3 separate regions of the Homo sapiens genome follow, and all the other regions are linked to region 2. A link is a loop called in an ENCODE intact Hi-C map of the cell type or tissue named here. Cell type or tissue: ascending aorta. All regions are shown on one strand.

Evidence for each region. A loop is a pair of places that touch in the nucleus more often than their neighbours do. Peaks named below come from ENCODE experiments on the same cell type or tissue, not always from the same donor. Only the 100,000 strongest peaks of a DNase experiment are listed, where the experiment ranks them.
Region 1: a loop joins it to region 2, with 2.8 times the contacts of the local background. A loop is called at or near these places in 19 of 110 quality-filtered maps.
Region 3: it touches region 2 in a loop (2.3-fold over the local background); 6 of 110 quality-filtered maps call a loop at or near these places.

Annotation. Positions count from the first base shown.
Region 1 is chr10:21,521,467-21,529,466 of GRCh38, reverse strand. It overlaps SKIDA1 (SKI/DACH domain containing 1), which reads left to right and starts at 3,785. Exons shown (of 4, transcript NM_207371.4): 1 at 3,785-3,920; 2 at 5,596-5,784; 3 at 7,987-8,000. RefSeq lists enhancers at 1-529, 3,106-3,749, 3,750-4,393 and silencers at 1,848-2,006, 1,866-2,185, 2,196-2,315, 2,761-2,910, 3,031-3,450. In ascending aorta, no CTCF peak of the experiment used is centred here; DNase peaks (open chromatin) are centred at 2,236, 2,916 and 3,406; H3K4me3 peaks cover 5,134 bases; H3K27ac peaks cover 4,648 bases.
Region 2 is chr10:22,247,452-22,255,451 of GRCh38, reverse strand. LOC105376447 (a long non-coding RNA gene) reads left to right here. Exons shown (of 2, transcript XR_001747390.3): 1 at 1-2,026; 2 at 3,519-8,000. It overlaps LOC100130992 (a long non-coding RNA gene), which reads right to left and starts at 3,380. Exons shown (of 1, transcript NR_038921.1): 1 at 1-3,380. RefSeq lists enhancers at 1,198-1,894, 3,997-4,076 and silencers at 1,997-2,116, 2,527-3,046. In ascending aorta, no CTCF peak of the experiment used is centred here; DNase peaks (open chromatin) are centred at 1,781, 2,971, 2,981, 3,401 and 1 weaker place; H3K4me3 peaks cover 3,621 bases; H3K27ac peaks cover 4,655 bases.
Region 3 is chr10:23,065,347-23,073,346 of GRCh38, reverse strand. LOC107984215 (a long non-coding RNA gene) reads left to right here. Exons shown (of 3, transcript XR_001747394.2): 2 at 3,779-3,872. Among named protein-coding and RNA genes, the nearest start is that of MSRB2, 26 kb to the left of the region's middle. RefSeq lists enhancers at 2,538-2,647, 4,893-5,187. In ascending aorta, a CTCF peak has its summit at 4,974 (motif pointing right); DNase peaks (open chromatin) are centred at 5,006 and 7,636; H3K27ac peaks cover 1,467 bases.

The DNA.
Region 1 (8,000 bases), 730 kb after region 2:
AAAAAAAGAAGAAATTAAACTGAATTTATAAATACTATTTGGACCAAAGAAGATCACTTTTTAAGATTTAAATGTTTTCCTCTCCAAAAGGGGCCACTGCTTACCAAATCCAGAAACAAGCCCAAGAATATGTTAATTAAGTGCATTGTGTCCCAGAAAGAATGAGGTTGACAAATTCATTTTTTATTCCTTCGATTAATAAACTGTTGGTCTAGTACATCTTAGATTTTTAAAATCTATAATGTGCATATTTACCTCTTGAAACTGTATAGTAACAGTGCCAAGGACCAACATGACCCCATAGGGTGAATCTTATGAAGCTTAACATTCCTGGCGAATTAAACACACAAGCCTCGGATCACTTTTTGTCAGCCTTATTTTACTGCGGCGCTTGAGAGCCAGAAGGTAGGTAAATTTTATATGGTGGCACTTTACCCCAATTAAAAAAGCAATGATCGTTGGTGCAAGCAGAAGTGGAAAATATAATGACATAAAATTAAAGAAAGGTATCACAAAGACTGACCAGGAATGCTACTTGTCCCTCTCCATCCCCACCCCCATTCATGCCCTTTTTCCATCCATTTGTTGTTTTTCTCACAAGAATACATGACTCCTAAGAATCTTTTTACTTTAAATGAAACAAAAAATATCTGAAACAGTGAATGATGTAAAACGATTCACCTTCTACTATCAACTACATAACAGATAATCATGTAAAGCTATTCTAAATATTCAAAGACAAACAAAAAATGTAAATTGATGGGGGGAACTGTGGGAGGATGAGTGTGGAACGAATGAATAGATTGAAAATACTTGATTTTCAACAGCGATTTTTTTTTCTGTTCAAACCTTTCCATAGTTACGCCTCAAATGATATCTTACATAAGAATTTCTCCCTATATCTCGAAATAACTGAATGATTTCCATGAGGAAATGCAAGTTTAGAAAGAAGACCCGCAAAATGAAAGTGTTAAAATGCAAGCAACTTCTACAGCATTTCAAATGCAAAAATACAACAATCACTACCTTTAACTGACTCTTAAGGGGTCTTTTCAAACAGATGCTATTTATGAGCATCATCTGTTAACTCCTTTCTTGTAATTCAAAACTCTGTCAAATGATGTTTTCATGATGACGTGTAAATATAATATTCCATTAAAGATCAATTCTAATTGGTTTTTTAAAATCTACCTTGGGAAACAGTGCTTCATAACACACAGACTACTAATGAGTATTTTAGAAGGAATTTCCGCAAAGTCTATCATAAACCTAAGTCGAAATTACTCTCTTGCCCTAGTAAGGTTTGGACCACAGGATTGAAATTATTTTTTCTTGGCCTTTCACGCACGATGACTTTGGTCTTGTCGACAAGACTCGCAAGCACTTGTTGGAAATCTTCATTTAAAAAAAAACAACTGTGACGTTGGCCAGAAATATTTCTTCCATATGCCTCACAAAGGAAAACAGACAGAGTTTATTAAGTGGATTGCAATTATTTGTTTCCAAAACGTGGCTTAAAAGCAAATTAAACGTTTTTCCCTTTTGAAATTCCCTATTTTGAAAACGCACTTCACGTTAAAGGAAGCCCGTTTTTGAAAGGGCTAGCTCAGCCTTTCCTTTTAAAACTAGACTTTCTGTGTACAAAGAAGAGCTGAGTAATCAGTAATAAGGATAGCGAAACGTGCTTTTCCGAATTCCTTTGAACCTTTTTTTAAATGGATTTTTGAATCCATACTTTTCAAGATATTTCAAATATTATATAATCTACTGTAACTTTCCGGATCCAGAATAATAACTGCCCACGGGTGTCTCTTATCTATTTATCACTTTATAAACATATCTATGTTGCTTTCCCTTTTTCTCATAACGTGTGCGTTGCAGGCTCGCCCGGCTTCCTTCAATTTCGCAGCACGCTGTAAAGGCTCCTTCCTCCGAGGTCTTCAGCTGGGAACCCCTCGCTGGCTGAGTCTGACCATCAAAACTTGCCGCGCCGGCCCGACCCGACCCGGCCGGAGCTCAGGAGCCCGGGGAGGCGCCGACGGGGGTCGGGTTGGCCCGCGGGGCCCCTCCCTCGGTCAGGACGTGCTCGGCTAACAGCGGTGCTAGGGCAGAACAATGGGGGCGGCCCGGCGGGCGCGAGGAGCCAGGTCCCGCTTCCTCCGGCGCGCCGGCCCCGCGCCCGGCCCCCGCCCCCCGAGGCCTTCCCCGCCTGCCTCTTCGCGCTCGCCAGTCCCGCCGCGCCTTCCTCCAGCTGCCCGGCCCGGCGCACGCCCCGCCGCCCGCACGCCTTCTTCCCCGCCCGGACCTAGCGGGCCCTCCTTCCCCCGATTCCAACCCACTGCGCTTCCTCCCAAGACTCCAGCTTCTTCCCCTCAGCCGCCGCCTTCGCGCCCTTTTCTGAATGTATTTTTACAATTTCCCCCTTCATTTCCAAAAGTGGCTGAGAAGTCTCGCTTCCATCTTAATGTTGATTTGCTATTTCCCTCCGGAAAAGATTTCCTCAGGAAACCCCAAATCTAGAAGGAAATACAGCAAACCCTAGAACGCTTTTAACCCTTAAGACATCTTGTATTAAAAGAAAAAAAAAGCATGTATGTCTTAAAACCGGCCAAAGAACCATCTCCTCGCTCTTTATTTCCTCCTGTAAATGCTATTATTTTAAACTCTCCATTTTAAACTCGTCCTTCGGACGAGAGGGCAGAGAATGTGCCCGGCAGCACGCAGCAAATCAGAGGTTTTATCTTACGCCTCCTGGGACTGGGAAAAAAAGTGGAACGTGGCCGAGGGAGCTTCCAGGGCAGAAAAGCGACACAATTCGCTGGGGACGCCGCTGGGCCAGGCCAGGCGGGGGAGGCGCGGCGGGGGCGTCGAGGGCTCTCGGGCTCCGGGCCGGGGCGCCGCTGCGAGGAGGGGAGGCGGTTTTAAGTCATGGGGGCTGGGAGGGCGGCGGCGGGTCGGGCGTGACGAGACTTTCGGAGGCAGGATGGGGCGGCGGTGGAGTTGCCTGGGCTTTCTCAGCACCCCCCCCAACACACCCAAATAAAAAAAGGAAAGTTAGAAGGAGGCGGAGAGGAGGACAGCCATCCCCATTTCCTCCCCGCGACGCCGCGGAAGGGCTGGGGCCGCTGCGAGCAGAGAGAGGGCGCGGGATGAGGCGGGCCAATCGCAGTCAACAGGTCCAGGCCTCAGTGGGGCAGCTGAGCCGGGAGGCCGGCGCCCCCTCCCCTCGGCTCCCCGTCCCTCCCCTCCCTCGCAGGCCCGGCGCGGTAGGGGAGGCCCGGCCCGGCCCTCCCCGCCCCGCGCGGACTCGCTGCGGCCGACTCCGCCGGGGCAGTCGGGGTGGGGGTGGGGCGGGGGTTCCCCGCCGGAGAATCCTCCCCCGGGGCTGGCGGCGGGGGCGGGGAGCGAGAGCCGGGAATGGAGGATTAGGAAGGACTCCAGCTCGGCACGAGCGCGGCCCGCGCGAGGGATCCTGGGTAAAAAGTGGCCGCGCGGCACCGGAGAGCGCGGAGAGGAGCCGGGGTCAGGGGTCACGGCCCTGGAGCCCCGCGTGCAGAGCCCCCCACGTGAACGCAGCGAGCAGGAGGAACCTTTTTGTTTTCGACCGCGCCAGCATGCTCCCCTATTGACCGAGCTGCTTTTCCTGGGCTGCTGGGGAGAGGAGCTCCATTGCGGAGCTCTTAACCCCACCCCCACCTTCCACCGCCAACACACTTCCCAACTCAACCCTTCCTCTCAACTCTCATCCCAGCCCCCCGTCCTGAGCTTGCAATAACGCAGTAAATTTGCTTTAACAACAAGTGGGGGTGGTTGAATTTACTCCTCCCTCTCCTCTCTCCTCCCCTTCCTCTTGCTGCGGTTCTTGACACTACTACAAACCAGGACTATAAACATAAACATGTGTCACTGTAACAGGGCAGGTAATATACGGATTTTGAGGCGGGGTGGGGTGGAGCGGGGCTTGGTCGCCGCTTGGAGGGCAGTAAAAAGTCGCGTTTCACGTGCTCGACGGCTTTGGGGACTCCCGCACACATCGATCCGTTTATATAATGCCGAAGGCACTTGGTCACTTATTCAGCCACGCAGACCCACAAAGCCAGACTTGCGGATAACCAGCGTACCCCAAAGCAAATGCATTTCAATACGAATCCCTCTCCTTTCCCAGCCAGTGCTGCCATTTCTTCTATTAGCAAACAGTAACGTGATACTTGAATCCCCTTTCCTTTTTAAAAATTCTTTTCCAGATAGCCATGAGATCATTTTTCGACCTAAATAGTACATCTCTCCCATAGCCACTACCTACACATTTTGTGCGCAGAAACCCCTTCAAACAGCAAGAAAGTCTATTTAAATGACTGAGTTCGAAATCTGGTGTGCAAAGGGTATTTCTTGGGCTTTGCCTCCGTGCATTGAGCAACTTCTGCTGCAAGTTGCTGACACTGGCGCGGTGGAGATCCGCCACAGCAAGCCTTTTTTATTATTATTTAGTCTATATCTGCCTCTCAACTTTTTTCTCATTCTTAGTTCAACAAGCCAGCAACCACTACTTAAGGTAGAGTAAAGCGAATCCCTTCCCAAGCTTTTTGGCTTGAAACGGAGGGAGATACAGAAAATGTTCAGATGGGGAAGTGGTTCCCTTTGTTCTTTCATTGTTTCTCTACGAACTGGTGGATACAAGGACAAACACTTACCTTCTCTTCTTTTTGCTCCACAAACCAGACGTTCCCATCAGCCTTAAAATACACAATCCACCTTGAAAGTAACTACGGATGTCGGGAGAGTTTGTATTCCATTCTTTTTCGCTCTCTGCCCTCTTTTAGCGTAGGATTAAGTTGCAGAGCACGTTGCTGCAAGCTGTAGCCCCCCCCCCCCCCCGCCTTAGTGAATCGGTCACGTTTAGGACCCTCTAAGTCCATCCTAATTCTGCCAGTAGAATTGAGGGTATTGGAGCTCTAAACTTTCAAAAGGAAAGGGGCCTGCAACTCTCCAGAAAACTTACAAATACCCCGAAATTTTTTACCATTGTGTTTTTGCACCACATCACCAAATAGTATTTGCCAAGAAATAATAGATATGTCTTTGAGAAAAAAAAATTTTTTTAAGTTTATACTTAGCAATGCGCTGCTTAGACAGATGTAGTAAAAGGCAGGTTTGTATCGGCATTTAACGGAATGAGTGCGTTTTCCATAACGTTTGTTGTGCCATGTGTTTTTTTAAAACACAAACAAAACACTACCCCAACTGAGAAAGGAAATAGAAGTTTGAATTAAAATGTTGTGGAACAACTTTAAAAGAGACGTTTACTTGAAATTTATTAGTGTAAAAATTGGCCTCAGAAGTGAAAAGTAAGCTTTTCAAAGTTAAAAGACTTAATTTTCACCCTATGATTCCATAACAAAAAAGCGAATTTTCTGGTTAATATGTGATACTGTCAGTGTTGAGTGTCCAGTCTTTTGGGTCTTAGTGTCCAAACCTTGCTCAAATCTGATTATGATGTGATTTGCTGATGTCATGAATATGAAATGATACTTGTGTATCCATAAATTCGAACTTGTGATTTTTTTTTTTTTTTTTTTATCTCCCGCTTTTTTGTAGGTTCCCAGTAGCTGCAGCAGTGAAAGACAGTGATTGGCTCCAGTGCTCCCAGAAGGATTTGGGCTGAAGCCAGGGGAACAGAACCAGAAGAGGATTCCCTTTCCAGAGACCATCAGGCTCCTCATGTCTTGTCTCTCCTCTCTCCCCTCGTGGTGGCTCAGGATTTCAGTATGGCTGAGCAGCCCATAGGTAGGCCTCAACACTTGGTGTCACCACTTCAGTCTCTATATGTTTGGCCCTTGTGTAAAATAAACAAAAACTTGGGCAACCCTAACAAATTGTGGTTCTGGATATTTGTGTATTATTTAATATCTGAAGGTCAAACTCTACTTTCTCTGATTTTTTTTCTTTTGCATTCAGGATCAATTGTGAAAGGCCCATGTGTCTCATAGGAAAATATTACAACAAAACAAGATAATTGGGGGGAAAGGCGGTTGCAGTAGGAAAAGTGGCTTTTCTTTGATAGCATTTAATTGGAATTAAAAGATTCTTGAGCTGTAAACATTCTTTATTTATTCAGCACACATAAGCAGGCATTGTTTTATCACCATCATAATTATGGTGTCCTTTAAACTGGCTGATAGCAGGAAAGATAAGGGAATGTGCCCACAGATTCAGATCAAGTCTCACTCCTTTCTTTTCCTCCCTGCCCCCTTCCCCCCACCCCATTCCTTCCTTGGTCACTAGGGTCCCCCACAGCCCTTGAGATGAGAAGAGCAGGAAGATTGTGGCCTAGCCGTTTCTTACATCATGAAAGTGATTTGTACCTCACTCTAATTTGATGCAATCTATAACCTCCTTGTCTCCTATGTTTATAACTGGTTTTTAGCTTGCAATATATGTTATCTGGAGGTGCCTATTGCTCACCTGTGTAAAATCTCATCCACTAGGATTTGTTGCTTTACCTTTGTCTAATTTAGAAAGCACACTCTTAGGGCTTTTTCAGAACAAAGCCTCACAAAAACCCCTTTACCTCCAAGGATTTGCAAATTTATAAAGGCTGCATTGAATTCAAGATGGGTCAGGGGGCAAAAAAAGGGTAGAAGGTCACTGCATTTTGATTATGGGTCAGTAGACAACATGGCATATACCCTGTGTCCCAAACTTCTGTTAAAGACAGGGTTTTTAAATGCCTAAGAACAGAGGGATGGGCCCTTTTGGAGACTTACCCTGATTTGTTCAAATGAACCAGAAAGAAAAAAAATTAAAGGAAATATACTAAGTTATCATTTGTTTCTCAATTTAGCCATTTTCTACTCCTTCATTCCCATTTTCCCATCCCAAAAAGCAGAGAAGATGTGATATTAGATAAACTTAGCTAAAGAACTGTTGAGATTTTATTGTCTTATATCCTCAACTAATTCAGCCATATGAGACTTTATTATTATTTTAAACTTTTATCTTGTGAATATTATAGTTACTTTTAGTTAATAGCACAAGGGGCTTTTATTCTTTTAACCAGCATACTTACATTGTTGAGGCCTTTGTGATGTTCCTTACTCTTTTCTGTCTGAATTCACTTTGAACAAAATGTGCCCAGCAATCACTAAAACAAACGTATATGGTGAAGAGCTGGTGGCGGGGGGGGGGGGGGGGGGGGGGGGGTGGCTGTGATCCTCATTTAAATTATGTATGTATGGGTGAAAGCTTGGAAGGAAAAGGATTATTTTAATGCTCTTCAATACTTTAATTATATGACAGTTGTAGTGTAGAAATGCAAAAGTACTCTTAGGTTTTCCTTCAGGTTTTCAAAAGAACTTTCCCCATTAGTAAACTACTCCTGCAAATTGCTATTGCATTTCCCAGCTAACCATTTAAAAGACTGTAAATGCCGTGTGCATTACTTCGCTCCAGAGGAAAGAGGTCAGACTGAATTGCAATGGTATTGAAACATAAAATACAGTGAAAATAAATCAAAATAGAGCATCTAAAGGTAAATCTAGCACATTCATATGGGATAAGTAAAGACAAATATGTTCATATTTTCATGGCCCTTCACTTTAAAAACTGAAAGTGCTGATTTTTTACAATAAATGCAGAAGTAAGTGGACATTAGGAATATATTTCAATCTCTATTTGCTAAAGAGGATTTTCCTTTTGCAAGCAGCTTTGTTTTCAAAGCTAAAGCACTTTTTACAATAGTGTGTAGATTAGGCATTCCTCACTGAGTAAATAATCACATTTAATTAAACTCAATGCATATCATACATGTGCCTAAATTCACAATAATTTCCTGGACCCACAGAGAAGGATATATATATATAAATGTTAATTTGGACATATCTATCTACATATGTACTTGCATTTGAGAAACATAGAAGTTGATATATCTTTTCTTAAAAAAATTTGAATACAGTCCATTATCTGAATTGGGTTCATCTTTGATTGTAGAGTCAGCTGACATG
Region 2 (8,000 bases):
TGTTAGAGAACATAGATGGTATTACTCTTTAATAATTAGGTACAAAAATAAGGTCTTAATAAATTGGAAATTTATGTTTTCCATTGAATGTTCTTAAAATGCCAATAGAATTATAGTGAAATGATTTTCTTTGCTGATTCCTATGATAGTATGATACATACCTTATTTTAGATATTTACATTTTCATTCTGTTAGAATGAAATACCTGTATGTATTCCATGTGCTGACATATAACAAAATCTGGGATTTAAGAAAATGTACTTCAAAAATGTAAAAATTGCAGATAATTGAAATTTGAGGTATTTATAATACAAATAAGGACCATTTAAAATATACCAACAGGCATTATTAAAAATAAGTATATAGTTCTGTAAAGATTGTGTGTGTTATATATTGACTATCAAACACTGGACATTTGTGAACTAGCTTTTTGCTATTCCTAAGTATTATCTTTCCAAAAACTTGCTATGAAGGTCATTTATATTTCCTTTCTAAATGGATTTTGAATAAAACATAAGAGCTGTATTTAACATTCTGCATCTGAATTCCAAGACTCTGATTGTATGCCTTCTTTTACATTACAAATCTATCAAATAGAGATGATTTTCCTTTTGAATTCCATATTACCTAGCAATATTTAACACCTGAAATGCTAGAAGTGGCACCCATTGATCTTTGCTCTGCATTGAAAGTTGATCAGTACATGGCCTCATGAAAGAAAAATGTTCTTTCTAGGGTTTAATAAATGCTTCACAATGAGTTTTTTTTTTTAAGTAGGCCTTAATACCTAATCACTTGCATTCGGTGGCTAGATTTGAGTGGATAAGAACACCTACCAAAGTACAACTTCCAATTTTTATTTCAGAAGGAAACCATCCTTGAGAGATGAGAAAATAACTTACTTTAAGCTTTATTCATTTTTGTATTTGGCTGCCATAAAATATCTTTTACTAAGTAGCTTTAGGGTTTTTTTTTTAATCTAATCCTGATTAAATTAAAAGAAAAACCTGGTAAGTTAATTGTAAGCTTTCCCATAAAAGAGAGAAGCACAAAATGCCATGGAATATATCCAAGAAACATAACATAAACATGAGACTTACAATGCACAATTTAAAATTTCATATGTTGTCAAATGATAAATGTCTGTTCCAGCTATGAATACTTTAACTTCAAAAATCTTTCATAGCCTTAAAAAAGAACTCTCACAGAAACAGAAGCTGGAATGTTATTTGTGAACTAGGCCTTGCACCTTGTCAATATTTTTAGTTCTTAAATTTCTGGAATGTTCTAAAGACATAAAACATCTACTTCATTTTGAAATTTTGATTTTAACATTTCACTAACAACACTGGGAAAGGATCATCTTAACTAAAGGTGTCAAGACTAACGTTTGAGCTTAGCCGTTGAACTTTCTCTTAGGGGAAACAGTTTAATCCCCAAGTACTATGAGATAGGCGTTTTAAGGCAACTTTTTAAAAAGGAAAATAAATCTGCTTTTTGCCGTCTAGGAAAGATACATTTTTCCTTGTGGAAATCTGCAGTCTGAAAAGACAGATATGAAAAGCATGAACTGTTGAAAATAACCTAAATGTTCTTTGAAAATTTAAAGGCCAGCTTATCCTGCAATGGTGATAGAATAGTCGGCTTACAACACGCAAAGCCGAGCCGCGGGTGGGCAGGCGCCGCCCGTGGCTCGCGGAGTGGATGCACTCGAGGGCGCGGCCGCTGCGCTTGGGGAACTTTCAGGGCGCCAAGTACGGGTAGCGCTTCTGATGGATTCCCGGGTCTGGGAGGATCCGATTATCCCGGGGCCGGGTGACACGCACAAAGCTGAGGTTAGAGTTGGCCAGGAAGGGAGGACCTGGTGAGCCGGTGGAACAAAAGCGGGAAGGCCTTTCCTTCTAGGAGCAAAACCAGCGACGCGTCCCGGACGCCCGGGGACCCCTGTGGGTCTCGGTTTCCTTCGCTGTGACCCTGACATGTTTCCCTCCACCGGCCCGAGGAAACCGTCGCTTCCAGCCTCCAGGTACCGTCACCTCTGCGGGGCTGCGAGCGGAGGACCGGGACAGAGAAGGAGCCGGCGGTCCTGGCCAGCCGCGCGGCTCAAAACCCGACGGCGCGGGGACTCCGGGCCTGGGGCCTCCATGGCTGTGGCCTCCTTATCTCCCGGGCCGGCTGCTCCCTACGCTGCGGGGCTGAGGGCACTGGGGACCCAGGGGCTTCTCTGGCACTAGCGAGGACCTAACCTTGAGTGAAGAACGATGTCAAGTGAAAGTGAAGAATAACGGGGGTGGGCGCGAAGAGAATGGTCTTGGGGCGCGCTTGCGCCTCTACCCGAGGACCGAGGTGGGGATTCGACAGACGCCAGCGGTGGGGATCCGGGGCGAGAAGCCCCGACTTTCTGAGTCGTGAGCCGCCTCCAGTCGCCCCAGGACGTAACCCCGAGGAGCTTTCAGACACTGGCCGCGCCTAATATCGCTGAGAACCGCGAAAACCGGAGTTCCGGCCGCCTCCCGGACTGGCGTCCCGAGGCCAGGGGACCCGCTTGGGGCTCCCGGCCGAGCCCCGACCTCGGACGTTTTTCCGGGAGCCGCGAGAGGCCTGGGGGCCTGGGCCAGGCGCCGCGGCGGGCATCGATCGCCGGCTCCCAGAGAGTGGCCCCGCGCAGGTGGAGGTGACCCCGTCACCTCCAGGAGCGCCCCCAAGCCCCGGTACCCGCAGCGTGCGCCCTCTCCTCCTCCCCGAAGGTTAAGTTCGTCTTTTTCGGTTCTCGGTTACGCATCCCCTTGGCACGCATGCCCAGCCACACCGTGGGCGAAACTAGAGGGCCCGCGTCCCCTGGGGGCTGCCGCGGGGCCCCGAGTGAGGTGTCCCCTCCGGGCCGGGCCCGAGTCGGAGGCCCCCTTTGCAGCCTAGAGGAGCGCGGGGCTGGCGCTGCGCAGGAACCGCCAGGCCGGGGAGGGGGCCGCGCCCGGGCCTGGGCCAAGAGCGCGCGTCCCCCGCCCGGGCCCTGCGGCCCTCCCCAGGTGTCTGAGCAGAGCTGCTGAAGCTGCAGAAATGTGCTGGCGCCTGTCCACCGCCGCACACAAAACCCAGCCAAAAGCGGCGAGAGGAAAAGCGAATATGGCGCTGCTGAAAATGGAGACTCCGCATCTAGAAAGTCTTTCTTTCCTTTCCTCTTTTCGCTCTTACTTCGTCGATCTTTTCCCCCTTGCCCTCTCACGAGGGCCTCCTGCGCTTTCCTTCGGGTGTTCTCTACCCCTCGGCCCCTTTCCTGTTCTTATGAATAACCTCCTTTACTCGGTTTTCCTTCTTCCTTTCCACTCCCGGTTCCTCTTTCTCCATTTTGTGTCACAGGCGCCTTGCTTCTTGTTCCCTTTCAGGGCGCGCACTCCCCCGCCCGGCTCACTTTATTTTGTGTGTGGGTGGCGGAGCAGGGAGGGGGTGGCAAGGATCGTGAGGCTAAGTATCGAGTTTGTTTGTTTGTTTTTCTTTCTTTCTTCTTCTTCTTTTTAAAGGTGTTATCTTAGGAGCCAAGCATCTCCTTTGGTCCTGCGCTCCTTCGCCTAGCGCCTGGTGCCCCCCACCCGGCTGCATCCGAGGCTTGCGCGGCCCGGTCCCATCAGCCGAGCGTCGCCCGCCCAGGAGGAGGCTCGGGTTCTCCGCAGAAGCGAATACTTTCTCTTTTTGTTTTAAGTTAGAACCTTGCTTTTGCAGTGATTCGTTGCTGTGGCGTGATTTTAAACAGGTGAGAAATCGGAGTCTCATTTTCCCAGGGGGGCTTCCAATGAGGATTTTAAGAGAAGCGTGCAAAGAAGACAGCAATGTCCATCTTTTTTTTTTCTTGTTTTCTTTTGAACAGAGGGAACCCCCACGCGCTGAGATAGTTATGTTTTTAAGGCTAAACTTTTTTAAAATTAGTTTTTCTTTTACACTTATGGCTGACTTTTGATCCTTTTAAAGAAAGGATGAAGTCAAAACAGATTAATGCTTTTGAATACACAACGTCCCCACGTCCCCAAATTGTGGTGCTGGGATAGTTCCTCTAAGATGCATTCTGATTTTGAAGTTCAAGGTCTCTAAGCGCTGTTAAGCGGAACCATGAAAAATACGTTGCTACATTAAAGATAAAACAGACGGTGATACTGACTGCAGAATCGTAGTAGAAACTTTTTTTTTTTTTTTGAGGCTGTGCAGGATTTGCCTTGGTTTTATTAGGGAACCTGCTAATAGAAGCAATTTCAAGTGACGGGCTTCCCTCAGTAAAAAGCTGGAAGCAATGACATCTTTTCTATCTGAGTGACTCTCCTTAGTCGTGGTAAATAAATAAATAAATAAATAAATAGATAGATAGATAGATAAATAAATAAATAAATAAAAATTAGTTTACATGCAGTGTTTGAAAAGAAAATGATTTTGCTTCCCAAGTTTTTATGTGTTTTCTTTTTTACCAACTATATTTCACTTTATTTACAATTGTCAGTTTATTCTCACACCTTCTGGTTAGTTTTATCTTCTCACCATGGTCTGTTAGAACCCCATCCTCGAGCAAAAAAACAAAAACAAAAACCACCCCCCCAAAACAAACAAACAAACAAACAAAACAGGTGTTCATCCCTGTGAGATGCTAATGCCCCTGGAACTGTTTGAAAAGAGCAAAATTTTGTAAGGAGATTCTTTTCAAAAAGTGTTAGAGAAGTATTCTTCAAAAACATCTTAGAATGTTTCCTTAAAAAATTTCCTTTCTTGGTTTTCATTAATTGCCTTTGATTAAAATTAGGTTACAAACATATCTTAATTTCAGACTGTTTCTTTATAAAAGAAAGGAGAAAGTAAATAGGTGTTGGCAAGGACTAAACCAATGCAACTAGGCCCTGTTGAGAGCCTAAATCTGTAAACTGGTACCCTTAAAAAACATCAATCAACTTGAGGTTCGTACAGGTAGTTCTTTGACTCAAACAGTTGATTTTTAAAAGTCTTATAAAATAGGTTAAAATGTGTTTTTAGTCCAGGTTCCTACTTCTTTGTTATGCATTTCTCCTCGTAGATAAATAAATGAATCTAACTTGATGAGTAGGTAGATTTTTCTCCAGAAGAACTTTCTAAAAATGGGCAAAGTTAGGGAAGTGATTAATACCCTTCAGTTTAATTGGAATTATTCAGTGCTTATACCAAGTTAATCCTATTAAGATGCTATTTCCTGCTCAGGGGGATAAATTAAGCACAACTTAGATTATTTTAGGTGGACAACTGGTATATAGTCTAAGCAATGGGGGCTGGAAAAAAGTATCTCTTCTCCAAAAAATATAGATTATGTACCAGTAATGTTCAAAGTACTTTGAGGAAGTGTATTGATGGGATGAATATAAATCATAGTGACTGTTGTTAAGGGGTTTACGGATTATAAAGAGCAATTGAGCTTCCTTTATTTTCTCTTATTTAGAAAACAAACATTCATAAGAAAAAAATAAAATTAGATCCCTTCTTTTGCCCACATACAAATTCAGTTTCAGATCAATTAAAAAGTTAAATAAGAAAAATAGAATTAAAAAAATATTGGAAGGCTGGGCGCAGTGGCTCACGCCTGTAATCCCAGCACTTTGGGAGGCCAAGGCGGGCAGATCACGAGGTCAGGAGATTGAGACCATCTTGGCCAACATGGGGAAACCCTATCTCTAGTAAAAATACAAAAATTAGCTGGTTGTGGTGGCACATGCCTGTAATCCCAGCTACTCGGGAGGCTGAGGCAGGAGAATCGCTTGAACCTGGGAGGCAGCGATTGCAGTGAGCCGAGATCGCGCCACTGCACTCTAGCCTGGCAGCAGAGTTATCTCTGTAACTCTCCATCTCAAAAAAAAACAAAAAAAATTGAAAGGAAATATAGAATTTGTAGTATGAAAGGATTTCTTAAACAAAACATTAAAATACACAATCCATTAAGGAAATGATCAATTGGATGACAGTCATGCTCCAAATAATGATATGTTAGTCAATACATGATAATAGTCCCATAAGGTTATAATATTGTATATTTACTGTACCTTTTCTATGTGTAGATGTGTCTAATTATACAAATACCATTGTGTTACAATTGCCTACAGTATTCAATACAGTCACATGCTGTACAGGTTTGCAGCCTAGGAGCAATAGGCTTGTACCATATACAAACCATCTAGGTTTGTGTAATTACACTCTATGATGTTAGCATGACAAAACTGCCTATGGACCTATTTCTCAGAATATGTCCCTGTAGTTGAGTGCCATGTGACTGTATATAAAAATTTTTAAAAATACTTTTTACATGACAAAAGATATCATAAAATGTTACAAGATAAACTGAGAAGATATTTTCAAGGCATGTACTTGGTGAAGGATTCATATTCAAAATGTATAAATAACTTATATAGAAAGAATTTACTAATTTATGTATAATGAATTTCATAAATAAAAGATGTGGGCCAGGATATATACATATGAAGTGAAAGTATAGTACTATCAATAGGATGAATACATATCAACTTCAAAAAATGTAATTTCCTTTGGGATAGAAAGAAAGAAGGAAGGAGGGGGAATAGGAAGAGGGCAACAACTTCCTGCCCAGGGGGCAACAACTCTTTTTTTTTTTTTTTTTGAGACAGAGTCTTGCTTTTGTCCCCCAGGCTTGAGTACAATGACTCGATCTCGGCTCACTGCAACCTCCGCCTCTCGGGTTCAAATGATTCTCCTGCCTCTGCCTCCCAAGTAGCCAGTTAAGGCACCTGCCACCATGCCCGTCTAATTTTTGTGTTTTTTAGTAGAGACGGAGTTTCACCATTTTGGCCAGGCTGGTCTCGAACTCCTGACCTCAGTTGATCCGCCCACCTCAGCCTCCCAAAGTGCTGGGATTACAGGCATGAGCCACTGCGCCCAGCCCACAGCAATTCTTTATAAAAAGATCAGAGGCAACTATGGGAAGACATTAACACTTTTTGTTCTTTGTAGATTGTTAAAAGCTTGTTATAATTTATTTAAAAATCTCTAACATCAATTCCTAGTCTAAAGAATGAACAAATGACACATTTCTTTTCCTTAGTCAATAATAATCTTGTAAGATGGTGTTCACGTGCTTTTCTTTGAGGGCAAAGAAAACACCATTCCCCAGTGTTTTTCCTGGGCAGTGTTTGAATATTATATGATACTCACAGCAGAGATTTTCCTAGTTTGGCTTCTGTTGTAAGCTTGTTTTCTGAGTAGATTTAAATGAGAAGAACAGAAACATATTTGAAACTATGACTATGTATAAGAGCATTTATTCTCCTATAATGAAATCGTGGAAAATGTTTTTAAAAAGTGAGCAAACAAAAACCTCCACACCATTATAGAAACACGGTTAAAAAACTATTGAATAATCTCAAGCCTAGTGTGTAATAATTATTAAGTGTGTCTAATTTGTTGTGCTAAGTGTCAGGAATTGGTATTGTGGAAGGATATGTGAGATCTCATTTTCTCCTTTTATATGGCAGGAGTTTATACAGTATTTACATCTGTCATTGATACTTTTTATGAACAGAAGTTTTGTTTACTTATAACTTCCACAGGGATTATTCATATGGAGCACTGGAAAGATGTAACATTTCATTTGCTTTGATACCTTGTGTTTATTTTAGGTCGAAAAGCATCATGAAGCCAAGTGGTTATTGTTTTGCTTATTCAGTGTGAACTGAGTGAGCCAGGTTTGTATACCAAGTGATTCTCGTGGTGGACAATACCAATATGATTATGCCAAATGCATTGCTTCTGAGGCATCACTCTTTGGGCACATATAGACCCTGCTGATTTCTGCCAAAGCACTCTTCTTAAAGTTCCAAAACATTACCCCAAAACCTCTATAGCCCCCTATTGCCAACAAAATTAAAGCCTTTCTCTTCATTGGCATTAGAAGCCCCTGTAACCCATTGCTTTTCCATTTCCAGCCTCTTTCCAAAATTACCAAACAAACTCTGTATCCTGCAGCCACCAAA
Region 3 (8,000 bases), 820 kb before region 2:
GCAGTGGTGCCATCATAGCACACTGCAGCCTTCAGCTCCTGGGCTTAAGTGATCCTCCCGCCTCAGCCTCCTGAGTAGCTGGGACCACAGATGCATGCCACCATGTCTGGCTTTTTTTTTTTTTTTTTGTAGAAATGGGTATTGCTGTGTTGCCCAGGCTGGTTTTGAACTCCTGGGCTCATGCGATCCTCTGCCTCAGCCTGCCAGATTGCTGGAATTACAGCCATGAGCCACAAAATATCCTTTAGAGAAGGGAAATGATATCCTAGTTCTTTTCCTGAGGACTTTTATTCTATTCCACTTCCTGATCAGGTAAAAAGTGTTCTGGGAAACCCTGCCTTCCTTATTATTTTCTTTAAGTTCTCTCCTTTTCTCCAACATAGAATTTATGGAAATTGGAGTGCCTGCAAGAAGGGAGACTTGCCTCTGATCCCCTGGCCAGAGGCTTAACAAGCCAGACTAAAGAGTGGTGGGAGAATTTTTTAGAATACTTGACATGAATTCTCTGGAGTTTGGGGAATACAAGCACACAGGGCCTGCTGCCAACTTTTGTTCTGGAGCGTTCTGAAAGAGGAAGGTCCAGTGGAGAGTTCACTCTGCATCAGCAAGTATTTTTTTGTTTGTTTTTGTTTTTTGAGATGGAGTTTCGCTTTTGTTGCCCAGGCTGGAGTGCAATGGTACAATCTCGGCTCACTGCAACCTCCACCTCCTGGGTTCAAGTGATTCTCCTGCCTCAGCCTCCCAAGTAGCTGGAATTATAGGTGCCCGCCAACACGCCCAGTTAATTTTTGTACTTTTAGTAGAGACGGGGTTTCGCCATGTTGGCCAGGCTGGTCTTGAACTCCTGGCCTCAAGTTATCCCCTCACCTCAGCCTCCCAAAGTGCTGGGATTACAGGCCTGAGCCACTGTGCCCGACCTTCTTTTCTCAGTTTTGAATTGTTGCATTGAGATATTAATTCCTTACTTTTCATTCCTTGTCTCAGGCATCTCAGAGCTTCGACTGACTGAATATATGCAGAGTCCAAAATGAGATAAACAAGCAGTTGAGTATACTTTTATTTGGCTCCAATGCCCTCAGTGTGGTCACAGCTGTCACCGGAAGGTTATTCATTTTGCAATTTTGTGTTCTTGTTTCTAGTGCTAATCTCTCCAGGGCACCGGAAGGTTATTCATTTTGCAATTTTGTGTTCTTGTTTCTAGTGCTAATCTCTCCAGGGCATTAAGAAGGCTAGGCCGGGCGCGGTGGCTCACGCCTGTAATCCCAGCACTTTGGGAGGCCGAGGCGGGTGGATCATGAGGTCAGGAGATCGAGACCATCCTGGCTAACAAGGTGAAACCCCGTCTCTACTAAAAATACAAAAAAAAATTAGCCGGGCGCGGTGGCGGGCGCCTGTAGTCCCAGCTACTGGGGAGGCTGAGGCAGGAGAATGGCGTGAACCCGGGAAGCGGAGCTTGCAGTGAGCCGAGATTGCGCCACTGCAGTCCGCAGTCCGGCCTGGGCGACAGAGCGAGACTCCGTCTCAAAAAAAAAAAAAAGAAGGCTAAAATGGGAATTGCGTGGGTTATTAATAAAGAGACTTTGATTCAGAAATTCACAAAACTGCACATCTCTTTCAGTTGTAAGCCAAGGTGATAGTTTACTTTTCAGGACTGAGTAGCATCTGTCCTATTTCTTGCTACACAGACATTGGGAAAGAAAGAGTGAAACTAGCCAGGTGCAGTGGCTCATGCCTGTAATCCCAGCACTTTGGGAGGCTGAGACAGGAGGATCACTTGAGCTCAGGAGTTCGAGACCAGCCTGGGCAACATGGCAAAACCCCATCTCTCCAAAAAATACAAAAATTAGCCAGATGTGGTGGTATACACCTGTAGTCCCAGCTGCTTTGGAGGCTGAGGTGGGGGAATTGCTTGAGCTCATGAGATTGAGGCTGCAGTGAGCTATGATTACACCATTGCACTCCAGCCTGGGCAACAGAGCGAGACCCTGTCTCTATGTAAAAAAAAAAAGAAAAAGACTCAGGCTAGCCTAAGTGGGAGATTTTTTTCAGATTCTAGGCAAGTGGTTCTCAAAGCGTGGCCCCAGACCAGAGAAGCAGGCTCACCTGGAGCTTGTTAACAGTGCAAATTCTGAGGCCTCATCCCAGGCCTAATAGAATGGCTATTTCTGAAAATGGGGCCCAGGAATCATCAGCGTCCAGCTGATTCTGATGCCCGCTGAAGTGTGAGAACTGCTGCTCCGTCAGTCTAGTGTGAGAACAGGTGCCTTGAATTGAATCATGCTATGAGTACAGAGAGCACATTTCAGCTTCCTGTACTGCAGTCTAGCCAGGTTAGCAAATACAGGGTCATAGTTAATAGCTGGGACACTGAGGACCACTTCTCTTTTAAAGTGGCTTGTGGTTTGGGAACACCACTCCTAAGCCTTAGTTAATGGCGTCAGTAATTACTTGACTGCTTACAATTAGATAATGGTGTCAGCAAATTGGGTAGTTAGTAGCCAATCTTCTGAGGAGCCACCTGAACATGGGCACAGCCCATGGCTGAGTACCCAACCATGACAAAGGGCACATCGGAGACAGATAACCAGATACTATAGAACACATTATTTCTTGAACTGCAACAACCTTGTTACTCCAGACAGAAGAATATTAGCACTTGAGTCACCCAATCTCTGTCTCCCCTCTGTTTTTCTGTGTCCTTTAACAGCCTCTGTGACCCCTGTTTTAAGTGCATGTCCACATCTGCATTTTACAATGGTTTCTATAAAATTGTGACAAGAACGTTCCATCGGAATGTGCAATTAAAAGATAAGTGCTGCCATCAGCACTTTTTTTTTTTTTTTTTTTTTTGATGGAGTCTTGTTCTGCCACCCAGGCTGGAGTGCAGTGGTACAGTCTCGGCTCACTGCAACCTCTGCCTCCTGGGTTCAAGCCATTCTCCTGCCTCAGCCTTCCTAGTAGCTGGGATTACAGGCATGCCTCACCACGCCTGGCATTTTTTTGTATTTTTAGTAGGGGCAGGTTTTCGCCACATTGGCCAGGCTGGTTTGGAATTCCTGACCTCAAGTGATCCGCTCGCCTCAGCCTCCCAAAGTGCTAGGATTACAGGCATGAGCCACCGCACCTGGCCCATCAGCACTCTGAATAGATCTTTCTAATCACTTGAACCCAGGAGGCAGAGGTTGCAGTGAGCCGAGATTGTGCCATTGCACTCTAGCCTGGGTGACAGAGCGAGACTCCATCTCAAAAAAAAAGATCTTTCTGGGCCTTAACTCCAGCAATAGCCAGAAGAGTGTGTGTGCACCCAGCCTGACCAGGACAGTCTTCTCCCTTTCTCATGCGTTTCTGTCTTAATGAGATGGGCAATTGCTAAGGAGAACTTCGGTGCCAGAGGATGGCAGCCAAAGCCTACCTGCCCTGGGCTTCTCCCTATACATGGAGACACTGCTACCACCTAACCCACTACTACCCTGCCCCAACCATGGCCAGTTCTTCCTCTTGGACACATGTGGGAACTGTTGTTCCTTTTTGGGAAATGCCATCATTCTTCTTTGTTTCACTGTTGTCACTATGAGACCCAGGGACCTGAAAACAAATCAATTAGAACAAGATAGGAATTAGCATGTATCAAATAAGACTGAGGAGTAATTACTGCGTGGGTGAACCTGTGCAAAAACAGTCACGCTGGTCGCATATTTATGTCCTGCCATTTGCTAGAAACTTTCAAGCGTCTACTACTGTTACTTTAAAAATGTCTACATGGAAATTCTATCCCCAGCCTAACCTGAACTTAAGCCGGCAGATGAGGATAAGGCTCCCCAGCCTCCCGGAACAAGCAGACAGTTATTAATGGAAATGTTCCACCAGTTCAGGTATGTGCTAACATCTGTTAAAATTGCATTTGTACAGGATTGCATGAATTACTGATACATGAACACATTGCTTTAGCCAAACACAAGCTTTTATGATTTCATGATGAGGCTTCCCAGAGTTCTAGGTTATGACAACCTGACTTTCAAAGTTACACGTTAAAGCAATCTGTTTGCATCCCAGGCTGACTGTGCAGAAGAGATTTGCGGTTGGGACAATCTGCCATTTAAAGAGAATGAGGTCTCTAGTCATTAAGGGAGACAGAATCTGTGGCTGGGACTTTTTCTGGGGCATCCTGAGTAGGTAGCTGTGTGGCCTGTCACAGTGCGGTTTTTCAGAGGAATGTGTGTCATGCGTAGAATAGAGAAATTTATTCCTGAGCATTTTAATTTTTTTTAGAGACAAGTTCTTGCTCTGTCACCCAGACTGGGACACAGTGGTGCAATCATGGCTCACTGCAGCCTCAAACTCCTGGGCTCAAGTGATCCTTCCACCTCAGACTCCTGAGTAGCTGAGACTACAGGTATGCACCAGCATGCCTGGCTAATTTTCTTTCTTTCTTTATTTTTTTTTTTGTAGAAATGGGATCTGACTATGTTGCCCAGGCTGCTCTTGAACTCCTGGGCTCAAGCAATCCTCTGGCCTCAGCCTACCACAGCTTTTGGATTACAGGCATGAGCCACCTGGCCTCTTGAGTGTCCTTAAATAAAAATCAGCAGGTGCAAGTGCCAGGGCCTTGTCAAGCCTCCACTATTGCTGGATCGACATCTCTTCTGCCCATGGCTTTTCCCAGGATCATCTCTGCATTGCTATAGACTCCGCCATCTGTCTCACCCTGCTTTTGAGTTGGTGCATCTTACTGGGGGCTCTAGACAAATTAAGCATTGTTGTGAAGTGCACTGGCTCCGTGCTGAACTTGCTTTTTATTCCACCTACCTTCTTATAAAAAATGTTTTGGAAAGTAAGGGATCAGAGAAGGTTTCTACAGTTTTGGTGCATTATTAGGCCAGGTCCTTGTTTCAGTCTCCACTTAGCCTAACTAAAGACACCTTCCGCTCTGTAAAAAAGGTTATCGTTATGGATCCTGTGGGAATTGGTGGCATGAAGGGACCACTAGGGGGCGCCCAACGCCTCAGAATAGTCCACCTTTAAGTCTCTAGGCCTGGTCCTGGAGGCTCTTGACTCCAGGCTTCCCTAAGGTTCCTGGAAGGCCTTCATGTGTTATTACTGGTTGGACAGAGAAGAGCACTGCCAGCCCCAGATGGGAGTGAGAAGGCCGGTCGGGGAGAAGGTAAGCAATTGAGAAGGCGGAAGGGGCAAAAGGAAACTGGAGAGGGCGGCAGGAAGAGAGAAAAGGAAGAGAGCAGAGGCGTGGAGAAGAGGAAAAGAGGAGGGCGGGGAAAGGGGAGGCTGCGTTTTGCAGGACTGGGCAGCTCCAGAGACAGTGGAACACCGGTGTCTTTTTGGACCCTATGGTACATAGGGGGACAGGGAAGGAGCCCGGTTTGGGCTTAACTGGGGGATGCTGGGAGTCTCTCTGGTCCAGGAGGTCTTAGGCATCTGTGTGCCTGAGGCTATCTGGGTCTCCCCAGTGTCTCCCCACACACCTGTGCCAACTTGCCCACTTCATACTTTTCCTGTTGCCTTCGATTCACAACTCGCCTTGCTCACGTCCTTCTAGAAAAAAACGGTACGTGTTGATGTCACTACCTCCCCGTGGAAGCAGGAGGGGAGGGTGGAGAAAGTGGATTTGGTCATCACTTCCGGCCCTTTAGAATCACACTGCCGGTCAGGCGTAGTGGCTCACGCCTGTAATTCCAACAGTTTGGGAGGCCGAGGTGGGAGGATTGCTTGAGCCCAGGAGTTTGAGACCAGCCTGGACGATATAGTGAGACCCCCATCTCTACAAAAAAAACTTCGAAAAAACTAGCCAGGCGAGGTGGCACGCACCTGTACTCCCAGGTACTAGGGAAGCTGAGGCAGGGAGATTGCTTGAGCCTGGGAGGTCGAGGCTGCAGTGAGCCGTGGTTGTGCCGCTGCACTAAAGCCTGGGCAACAGAGCAAGACCTCAACTCTAAAGAAAAGAAAAAAGAATCACACTTTATTATTAATTATTTTGAACCATGAGATAATAAAAAAGGAAGGACCTTTTTCCCACTTAAAAATGTTTCAGACTAATAATAATTGCTAACATTTACTGGGCTCTTACTGTGTTCTAATAATAGGTGTCAGCATTTAGAAATCTAATGTCATTTAAGGCACGCAGCAACCTGGTGCTATTGTCATCCCTATTGACAGAAGCGAAATGGTTCACCCAAAGCCACACTGCCAGCAAACAGCGAGGCTAAAATGAGGGACCCAGACAGTCTGACTTCAGAGACTGCACTTAAGTTACTTAACAGAAATTAATGTCAGTTAAGTGACAGAACTAGAACTTGAATGTAGATCCTCTGTCTCCAAATCCTATTGAATCCTCTATATCACTGTTCTTAAATTTTTTGGTCTCAGACCCCTTTATTCTCTAAATATTGAAGATTCTAAAGAATATCATTTCTGCAGTTTTTGTGTGTTGCTATTTACAGCACTATAAATTAAAGCAAAGTAATTTAAATATTTATTAATTCATTTGAAACAATAATAATAAACCCACTCCATGTAAACATAAACAACATCTTTATGAAAACATTGTCGGCCAGGCACAGTGACTCACGCCTATAATCCCGGCATTTTGGGAGGCCTAGGTGGGTGGATCACGAGGTCAGGAGTTCCAGACCAGCCTGGCTAACACGGTGAAACCCTGTCTCTACTAAAAATACAAAATTTAGCCGGGCATGGTGGCGGGCGCCTGTAATCCCAGCTACTCGGCAGGCTGAGGCAGGAGAATCGCATGAACCGGGGAGACGGAGGTTGCAGTGAGCCGAGATCACACCACCGCACACTAGCCTGGGCGACAGAGCAAGACTCTATCTCAAAAAAAAAAAAAAAAAAGAAAAAGATAAAGAAAACATTAACAAGAGAAAAAATGTTTTCATTTTCTGCTACATGTCAGTGTAATAATATTTGATACAGAAAACTTAATATAGAAAGGCACAAAGATAAAAACAAAATCACCTGAAATGCCACCACCTAAGAGGGAACGTCTGTGAATTTTGTTTTATATATTGTCCCAGCTTCCTGGGAAGATTATGAATTCCAGACATCGTGCCTTCCAGACACTGAAATAGTAACCTTAAATTGTGGCAATTTAAAAGTGCCTGTAAAATCATCGTAGGAAATCTTAAGGCTGCACCAGGACCTGAAGAGGGTCTCGGTGACCCTCGGCCACATATTTCTAGACATCACTGGAGAGCACAGAGCTCAGAGCCCATTCTAGTTTATTAATAGTATAAAGCATACACCAAAGGCAAATGATCTAGCTACATAAATTTTGTTTCCTGCCCCAGGAGCCAAAGCTAAGCCCTTCACTGCTTTATGCTAAATGTGCATTAAATTGCAGAGGGCAATTGGTGTTTCTCAGCGCTCCAAGTTTGCACCTGCCTGTTTGATACCAGGAGAGGGTGTGGCCATTTCCTCTTGAACTTTGGGTTAGAGAGAGCTGGGTATGAGGGGTGGGGTTCAGGGAAGGTGAGCGAAAGCCCACTCAGGGGTCATCAGCTGCCTGGTGGTAATTCCTGGCCAATCATTTCTCATTCTGTATCTCCCTGCGGCAGAACAGCTCTGAGCCTCCCAGGACACCACGTGATGCCTGCGTTTCATTCCATGCCAAGTTCCACATGCCAGAGAGCTGTCGTAGAACTTTGGCAGGGAGAAGTGTCTGGGCCAGTGGCCTGTGGCAGTTACTGCTCCTGGCTCTCACATCCTTTGTAGAGTTTGTAGGGAATCTAGAACTTACTGTGTCCCCTAGAGAGGGGGTCACCAGACTGACAGAAGCCTGGGGTTAGAACAGAGAAACCGGAGAGCACACAGAATTTATGGACAGAGGCAAATGGCTGGGACTATGATACCAACATCGTATTTCCTTCCTCCTTGAAGGAAGGCCAGATGCCAGCAGTTCTCTCTCACTGGTCTCTTCGTGGGGCCTGGTAGTCTACAGACCCCTAGTCACCAGATGCCATCTTGGGGAGAAATTG